Linked DNA regions of Homo sapiens: region 1 is linked to region 2. Evidence: chromatin loops called from intact Hi-C (ENCODE). Cell type or tissue: GM12878. All regions are shown on one strand. Links, peaks and the distances in the headings refer to the core of each region. The heading gives the core; the rest is flanking DNA. Region 1 overlaps NME8 (NME/NM23 family member 8). Region 2 overlaps ELMO1 (engulfment and cell motility 1).

Region 1 (4,409 bases), core at 146-4,145, 640 kb before region 2:
GCTATCTTTCTCAATAAAACTGCTAACCCCCAATCCTTGAAAGGAAAAGATAACACCAGCTGCCAGTCTTTCAGTTGTACAAGAAATCCTGGACAATGAGAACCTTTTATTCTGGATTGGTTCCATCAGTGCTTTGTCCCTGGTGTCAGGAAGTACCTTGCCAGTGAGAGACTGTTTTTAAAGTTCTTTGATATTGGAAAATGCCCCTGGTCACTGAGAATCCCATGAGGTCGACATCAAAGGTCTCAAAATGATCTACTTGTCTCCAAACACAACATCTATAATTCAGCCTCTAGATCAGGGGCTCATAAGGACCTGGAAGGCTCATTACACGTGGTACTCTATGGAAAAAATGTCAGTGCTATGGAAGAGAACCCTGATAGAACATCATTAAAGTCTGGGAGAATTGCACCATTGAAGATGCCATCATTGTTATAGAAAAAGCTGCAAAAGCTATCAAGCACAAATTAATAAATTCCTGCTGGAGAAAATTGTGTCCAGATGTTGTGCATGACTTCATGGGATTTATGACAGAGCCAATTAAGGAAGTCATAAAAGAGATTGTGTATGTGGCAAAAAGGTGGGGGGTGAAAGGTTTCAAGATATGGATGTTGGAGAAATCCAAGAGCTGAGAGACACCACACCAGAGGAATTAACAGAAGACAAATTGGTAGAGATGAGTGCCTCTAAAGCAGTGCCAGACGATGAGGGAGAAGATGTAGAAGAGCCAGTGCCAGAAAACAAACTGACATTAGAACATCTGGCAGAAGAATTCCAGTTATTCAAGACTGCTTTTGACTTCATTTATGACATGGACCCTTCTATGATATGGGCACTGAAACCAAAGCAAATGGTGGAAGAAGGATTGGTACCACATAGAAACATTTTTAGAGCAATGAAAAAGCAAAAACGTCAGACAGAAATTACCACGTATTTCCATAAAATTACATCCACTATGCCTGCTTCTCCTGCCTCCCCTTCCACTTCCTCCACCTCTTCTGCTTCTGCCACCCCTGAGACGTCAATACCAACTCCTCTTCCTTCGTCTCCTCCTCAACCTACTCAATGTTAAGATGATGAGGATGAAGAATTTTATGGTAATCCACTTCCACTTAATGCATAGTAAATATATTTTGTTTTCCTTATAATTTTCTTAATACTATTTTCTTTCCTCTAGCTTACTTTATTGCAAGAATATAGTATATAATACACATAACATACAGAATATGTATCAATCGACTGTTTATGTTACCCATAAGGTTTCCAGTCAACAGTAGGTTATTAGTAGTTAAGCTTTTGGTGGAGTCAAAAGTCATATATGAATTTTTTACTACGTGGGGGGTTAGCACCCCTAACTCCAGCATTGGTAAGGGTCAACTCTATTTAGAAGTAATTCAGGTATTATAATTATAATGTTTATATTATAATACATAAATTATTAAGGATTAAATAATTTAATAATAATATAACAGTAACTATAATAAACACTATTAACTAAATTTTTATATGCCTCTCTCTATATATATAAAATATTTAATGTTCCTCTTTTAAAAAGGCACACAGCAGAAAAAAATTGTATACTGACCATTCAGCTCAGGGCAATTTTAATAGGAAATAACCTCATACATTTTAATTTTGGACCTACATGTTCAAGTTCTTCCTTGATTAACAGCAGAAAACAATATGTCCGGCAGAGGGCATCCCTCCATTGCTGCTCACAATGGAGGTTTGGAGATATAATTTTCTTTCACCTTTATGGGCAGGTCACCAGAATCTGGAACCCCTAGTCTATGTGAACGTCTACTGCCACTTTCCTAATGCCAACTGCCAGGATTCACAAGAATTTCCTGATCCTCAATTCCCTGTGATCCATCTGTCAGCTGTTAGACACTTGTGATACTGTATTTTAACTTCTATCAACCCCTTTCCAACTGCATGTGGCAATCTCCTTTAGGCTCTATTCTCTGGTCTTCTAACTTGATTTTTCTTCTCTGTGAAGAATCAAGTCTAGAATAATTTCCTAGCTCCTTTCTGGTGGTTGTGATTCTCCAGAGTGAAACAGGTTGTTACAGAATCTCGTCTTTAAAAAAACTACAATGACAAGAGAATGAAAAAACCAGCCACAGACTGGGATAAACTATTTGCAAAAGTAATACCTGATAAAAGACTGTTATTCAAAATACACAGAATACTTGAAACTCAACAATAAGAGAACAAACAACCCAATTAAAAAAATAAGCCAAAATCCTTAGCAGACACCTCCTCAAAGAAGATATACAGATGGCAAATAAGTATATATAAAGATGCTCCACCTCACATAATCTTGGGAAACGCAAACTAAAACTACAAAGTGATTCCACTACACACTTATTAGGATGACCAAAATCCAGAGAACAGATGCTGGTGAGAATGTGGACCAACAGAAACTCTCATTCATTGTTGGTAAGAATGCAAAATGGTACAGCTGCTTAGGAAGATTTGGTGGTTTCTTACAAAATAAAACATATCATTACCACATGATCCAGCAATCTTACTCCTTGGTATTTACCCAAATGAGTTGAAAGTGTAGTATGTTCATACAAAAACCTAAGCATGGATGCTTATAGCAGCCTTTTCCTAACTGCTAAAAGTTGGAAGCAACCAAGATGTTCTTCAGCAGGTGAATGGATAAATAAACCCTGGTATATCCAGATAATGAAGTATTATTTGACACTAAAAAGAAATGAGCTATCAAATCATTAAAAGACATGGCGCATATCACTAAGTAAAAGAAGCCAATCTGAAAAGGCTCCACACTATGTGATTCTAACTATATGACATTCTGGAAAAGGGAAAACTATGGAGGTAGTCAAAAGATTGGTGGTTGCCAGAGGTTATGAGGTAGGGAGAGATGAACAGATTACAGAGGATTTTGCTGGGAATGAAACTATACTATATGATGCCATAATATAGTAAGTACATGTCATTACACATTTGTTAAACTCCCTAAAATGTACAACACCGAGAATGAACTTTAATGTAAACTACGGCTTTTGGTAAATAATGATGTGCCAGTGTAGGCTAATCCGTTGTAACAATGTACCACTCTGATGTGGGATTTTGATGGTGGAAAAGGCTATGAGAGTGTGGGGATAGGGGATATATGAGAACTCTTTACTTCCTGGTAAATTTTGCTATGAGCCTAAAACTGCTCTAAAAATAACATCTATATAAAGACATTTTTTAAAAAATTAAAGGAATGAAAACCTTACAAAGTCCTTATTTCAGAAGACAAAAAAAAAAAGTCAATTCCTTCACCAGGACAACAGGATTTAACTACTGTAGACAGCCACTTACTCTCTTGAATAGAAAAATAATAAGAGGTGAGTGTCTAGGCTTTAAACTGCTTATTCATCATCTTGAACTAAGGAAAATAAGTCCTATGGAAAATGCATTTAAAGAAGGGGATGGATAGTGAAATACAAGGTCAGTAGGCAAACCCATTCCAATGTTTGGGTTGAAAGGGGCCATGAAAGACCTGTAACTGGGAGAACATGAGTGGGTTGTGGTTGCATGTCTGCATTAGGAACTATGTATTTCAGAGATAAGGAGTAAAGATCTGTTATCATCTGTTATCTGCTCCTGTATCTTAAGTCTAGTTGGTTTGGGAGCTTTTCTATATAATATAAATATATTATATAAGCCACACATATAAATTCTCCAGTAGGGACATTTAAAAACAAAAAAAGGTGAAAATAATGTGATAATAAATTTTACTTAACCCGATACATCCAAAATATTATCATTTCAACATGTAATCAATGTATAAAATTATTGATGGCATATTTCACTTTCTTTTTCCATATTAAATTTTTAAAATCTAATGTGTCTCTTACACTTGAGTATGTCTTAATTCATATGCTAAATGTTAATCAGAAATAATTAATCCTTAATTAGCTTTAATAACATTTACAGTTAAGTAGTAGATTCACATACTCAAGTTATCCCAGATTTTAAAAGTTTTACAATAACTCAATGGAGTATCAGTTTGAAAATCCAGATTTAAATTCATTAAAATTAAAAATTGAGCTCCTCAGTTGGACCAGCTACATTGCAAGAGCTCCATAGTCACTTATGCCTAGTAGCTACCATGTTGGACAACGAAATTCTAATTAGTTGATCATTTTATGTGAATAGATTGAAAAAACAGTACAATTCAGTAAAATGTGTTTGGCTATAATATTTTAATCCCTTATTGCAAGTAGGTAGCAAATAAATGAGGAAAAATCATTGCCACTGGAAAATATGGTAACTGGGTTAATGCCAGGGCACTACTCAATGATACCCAGTAAACAGCTTTTGTAGCCCTTATTCTAAAGGACACACACTGAACATGTGGTCAGGTGAAAGGAAACAGAACAATAGATGTG
Region 2 (4,409 bases), core at 76-4,075:
AGACATCCTTGTGTAGCTCCCACAGTGGATTAAGATTTGATGGGTATTTTGCTTTTGTGTGTTCCTTCTAAAACTTTTCCCCATTTTGAAGTGGGCTCACCTGTCAGAGACAGTCCCAGGGTAAGATAATGGCAAAATTGCTTCCTATGGGTATGCATCATTGGTTTTTCTGCTGCGTGTGACAGATGCTTCCATTGTAGAAATCCACAGTTGTCTTGGAGACACCCCCATTTCAAGCACATCTTCTCTTGACTTATATGGCTGCCATCATCAGTCCCTTTCCAGCGCTTTTCCCCTTCCACTCCCTCCTGCCCACAGTAGGTTTTTTCATGGCCTGTGACCTGAAGATCAGGAACCTTACTGGGCTCTGAAATTCAAAGGAAAGCTCTGAAATTCCCTGTGCCCTCACCTTCCTTCTCCATTCCTTATACCTCCCAGTGAAGACTGTGAGAGCCTTCTTGAGTGTTAATTCTAGTTGTTTCCTTTTCTTTCTTTTTTAAAAAATTTCATTTGTGAACCATCTCCCTAGCATGTCATCCGAGCCCAGCGGGCCATCAACAATGAGATGGCGCACCAGCTGTATGTTCTACAAGTGCTCACCTTTAACCTCCTGGAAGACAGGATGATGACCAAAATGGACCCCCAGGACCAGGTGAGTGCTCATTGGACAGCAGTCAAAGCACAGGAAGGACAGAAAGTGTCATTAAAAGTCTTTTCTTGAGGTACCCTGAAACTAGGGAGTTTCAGAGTTTGATATGATGTCATTTTATTATCATCTCAGAACTTAGGGGCATGGCTTCAAAATTAGGTGAATCTAGGATCAGAAAATATACCAAATGCATTCTTCCATTAGGCTCCAAACATGCATGTTCTTTCTGCATTTATTGAATAAGAAAGTTTGATGTCACATGACCACAGACTTTAGCTCCTGGCCCCAAGTAACATTTAATAGTAGTAGCTTTGGAGTCAAGTTCCCAGACAACTAGGGCCTCTTGGTGACTCTATGTGGCATTGATTCTGTGGGGTTGAGTTAGCAATTTTCGTTCTCCAGGGATCAGTGCCAAGAGCAGGGTCCCAGATTAAACCTGATTTCTGGGCCAGCATTTCTGTCGGTTGGCTGTTGGCTGTAACTCTCTGCTGGGTCTCTTGTTGTGCATGAAAGGTTATAGCTCCATTCAGAAGGCTTTGGGGACCTTTGCTGTGTGAGGGTAGAGTGAGAGGAAACAGCTGGGAGCCCTGCCGTAGCACATTTTCAACTTAAACAGCGCTGCAGCTTTGGAAAGGAAAACACTCATTATTGGCACGTGAGGGCCTGATCTGTTGCAGATGTGAACTGCATATGTGAAGTGTGTAGCTGCCGTGGCACTTCATTCATGGAGCAAGGCCATACGGTTAAGAATGATGGAGAGGCTTTGAGAGGCGGTGAATGTGCCCCACGTTTTTGGCAAGGTGTGGTCATCCCAGGGAGAGGAGACTGTCATCTTACCACTTCTAGTGGCAGAGAGCAATGCCTCTTAATATTGAATGACATGACGCTCTTTGCTTGGAAACCCTTTTAAAAATTTATTTATGTATTTTATTGTGGTGGGATATGTATAACAGAAAGTTTACTATTTTAACCATTCTTAAGTGTACAGTCTAGTGGCATTAAGTACATTCACATTGTTAGGAAACTGTCACCACCATCTATCTCCAGAACTCTTTTTATCTTGCAGAACTGAAACTCTGTACCCATTAAACACTAACTCCCCATTCCCCTGTCCTCTTAGTCCCTGGTAACCACCATTCTAGTTTCTGTCTATGAATTTGACTACTCCAGGGACCTCATATAATTGAAATTGGACAATATGCATATTTCTGTGTCTGGTTTATTTCACTCAGCATAATATCTTCAAAGCTCATCCAGATTGTAGCATCTACTGGGATTGCCCTCTTTCAAAGCCTGGATAGTATCCCATTGTATGTCCACACCACATTTTGTTCATCCATTTACCCTTGGATGGACACTTGGGTTGTTTGCACCTTTGACCCTTTCTTTCTTTTTTGTCCTGTGTTGGTTTCCATGAAGTAACTTAGTGGGGTGAGGCACTTTGGGTGCTTCTTACTTTGTTCCCAACTGTACAGTATCCCCAGTTTCTCTAGCTTAGCTTTCTCCAATCACGACCCTTCCATCATATCTGGGCCTCTCAGTTAAGACTGCACTGGACTATCAATATTCGTGCTCCAGATAACTACTTGGCTAAGAGGACCACTGTGGAATACAGCCAGGCCTGACCAGCAGGGAGACTGACGGGGGAAGAGTGGTCTGCAAAGCCCTAACTTAGAACATTGGTTCTCTTTTATCTGTTTTTCTTTTGCCTGAATGCAGTGATTCATTTAGACCCCAGGGAAAGAGGGAGTATATGTAATGTCACACAATGAAAGCAGCTTTTTCCCCTCCCTTTTCTTTTTACTCCCTGATTCCTTCAGGCTCAGAGGGACATCATATTTGAACTTCGAAGAATTGCTTTTGATGCTGAGTCTGAACCTAACAACAGCAGTGGCAGCATGGAGAAACGCAAGTCCATGTACACGCGAGATTATAAGAAGCTTGGGTTCATTGTAAGTAAGCTATCTCCAGTATGCGCTCTCCCTCCAGCCTCCCCGGGCCTGACCTCAGCCACATAACTGATGTCTCTTCCGAGCGTGTGGTCCTCTTGCGCTTTACGGAATAGTTTCCACATTTCCAGATGTTTAGCTGGTTTAAACAGGATCACATGAAAATCTCTTCTGGCTTCAGTGAAATGGAATAACTTGCACAAGTGTGACTAATACTGCATTTGTTTATTCAGTTCTGATTAAGTGTAACCGAGAGTAGTTAGCCCGGAATGTATCTCGACTTCATTAAATCTATTTCACAAGATGCTTAAGATTTGTGTTTGCCTTAAATGAGTGATGGATCTTATTATTGGGTTATTGAGTTGATTACTTACATACATCAATTTTATATCAAAGTCAAATTGAAAGTCTCCTGAAATTTAATCCTGATGACATTAACACAATTTATGTTTTCTTAAAAGGTCTCTCTTGCTATGAATGCTAATAGGTTGTCTCCTAGATTTTTTTTTTAGTTTGCAAATCAGAACACAGCTTGTCCTGAATATAATCCATTGTTTTCATTTCTGTTTGCACTATATTCTCGATTTTCTCCCCATGAAGTCTCTGAGTGACCTTCGGCTAATATCAAATTCTGCAGTTGTAAAATTGGATTTCAATTTTAATCCCCATCATAAATGGCATTACTGAGATTTTGGCTTCGGTGATTAGAAATCACCAGGCATTATTTTATAGTTCCAAATACTCTTTCCTTGGAAAAAAATATATAAGCTATATATCTGTATGTGTGTGTCTGTGTGTGTATATATATAAGGTGTATATATTTTATATATATACATATTCATGCATATACATATATACAGACACACCCAAATATATATATATACACACAATGTATATATCTGTATATATACTAATAATAATATTTATACATAGTTTGACAAATGGTATCATGCTTTATGTGTTATTTGAGAAGGCTTGTCTTTCATGGGAATATTCTTTGAAAATGTTTTCATATTACTGTGTTTCATTACTGATTTGTTTTTCATTATTTAGATGTAATACAATTTATTTAACCAAGCCCTTTTACTAAATGATTCAATGCTTTGAAATTACCATAAGTCTATAATTAATATCTTACAGCCCAGAATGTATGCACACCCATGATCACATTATTAGGATAAATTTGTGGAACTGTACTTTGTATGAGATATGTTTTCAAGGCTTTTGATACTGTCTAATTGCTTTCCACACACAGAAAGTCATGTCCATTTTAACCAGCAGTGTTCATTTTTTTTTTAACTCTCTCCAGTAGTGTTTCTTAAACTAAAAAAACCTAAAAACCTAAAAAACTAACACTCTGTCCAGTTATTGTTTTTATAGTGTTAGTTTTAATATGACGTTTTAAATAAGAATACTTACTGCATATTCAGCTTTGCAGCTTGCTTTACAGAGGTATTCTGAAATTATTTTTGTATCATTATATTTTATGTTTCGACCTTGGCATTCCATTTTATCTTTTAGTTGAATCAATTTTTTAAAATTTTAGCAAAAAATGTCATGACTGGTGGAGCGGGTGAGTTTCCTGTACTTGTGTGTCGATGACCAAAGCTCCAGGGTGGCAGTGACCTTGCTGGCAGAGCCCCTCTGCCAGAGCGATGGTCCAGGGAAGGCGGATGGGACTCACTTTCTACCTCACCCTCAATTCCAAGTTTTACTTTTATGTGGTAAGCAAGACATATCGAGGTCACTTGGGAGGCTTTGCGAAATCACCCAATCTCTCTTACCCTCAAGTCATATCAAAATTACCAAGG

Evidence for each region. Peaks named below come from ENCODE experiments on the same cell type or tissue, not always from the same donor. Only the 100,000 strongest peaks of a DNase experiment are listed, where the experiment ranks them.
Region 1: it touches region 2 in a loop (5-fold over the local background); 1 of 110 quality-filtered maps calls a loop at or near these places.

Annotation. Positions count from the first base shown.
Region 1 is chr7:37,850,984-37,855,392 of GRCh38, reverse strand. All of the region lies in intron 5 of NME8 (NME/NM23 family member 8), which reads right to left. Among named protein-coding and RNA genes, the nearest start is that of NME8, 4.6 kb to the right of the region's middle. In GM12878, for the core only: a CTCF peak has its summit at 1,689 (motif pointing right); no DNase peak of the experiment used is centred there.
Region 2 is chr7:37,209,578-37,213,986 of GRCh38, reverse strand. It overlaps ELMO1 (engulfment and cell motility 1), which reads left to right. Exons shown (of 22, transcript NM_014800.11): 12 at 530-652; 13 at 2,470-2,601. Among named protein-coding and RNA genes, the nearest start is that of ELMO1-AS1, 210 kb to the right of the region's middle. In GM12878, for the core only: no CTCF peak of the experiment used is centred there; a DNase peak (open chromatin) is centred at 1,754.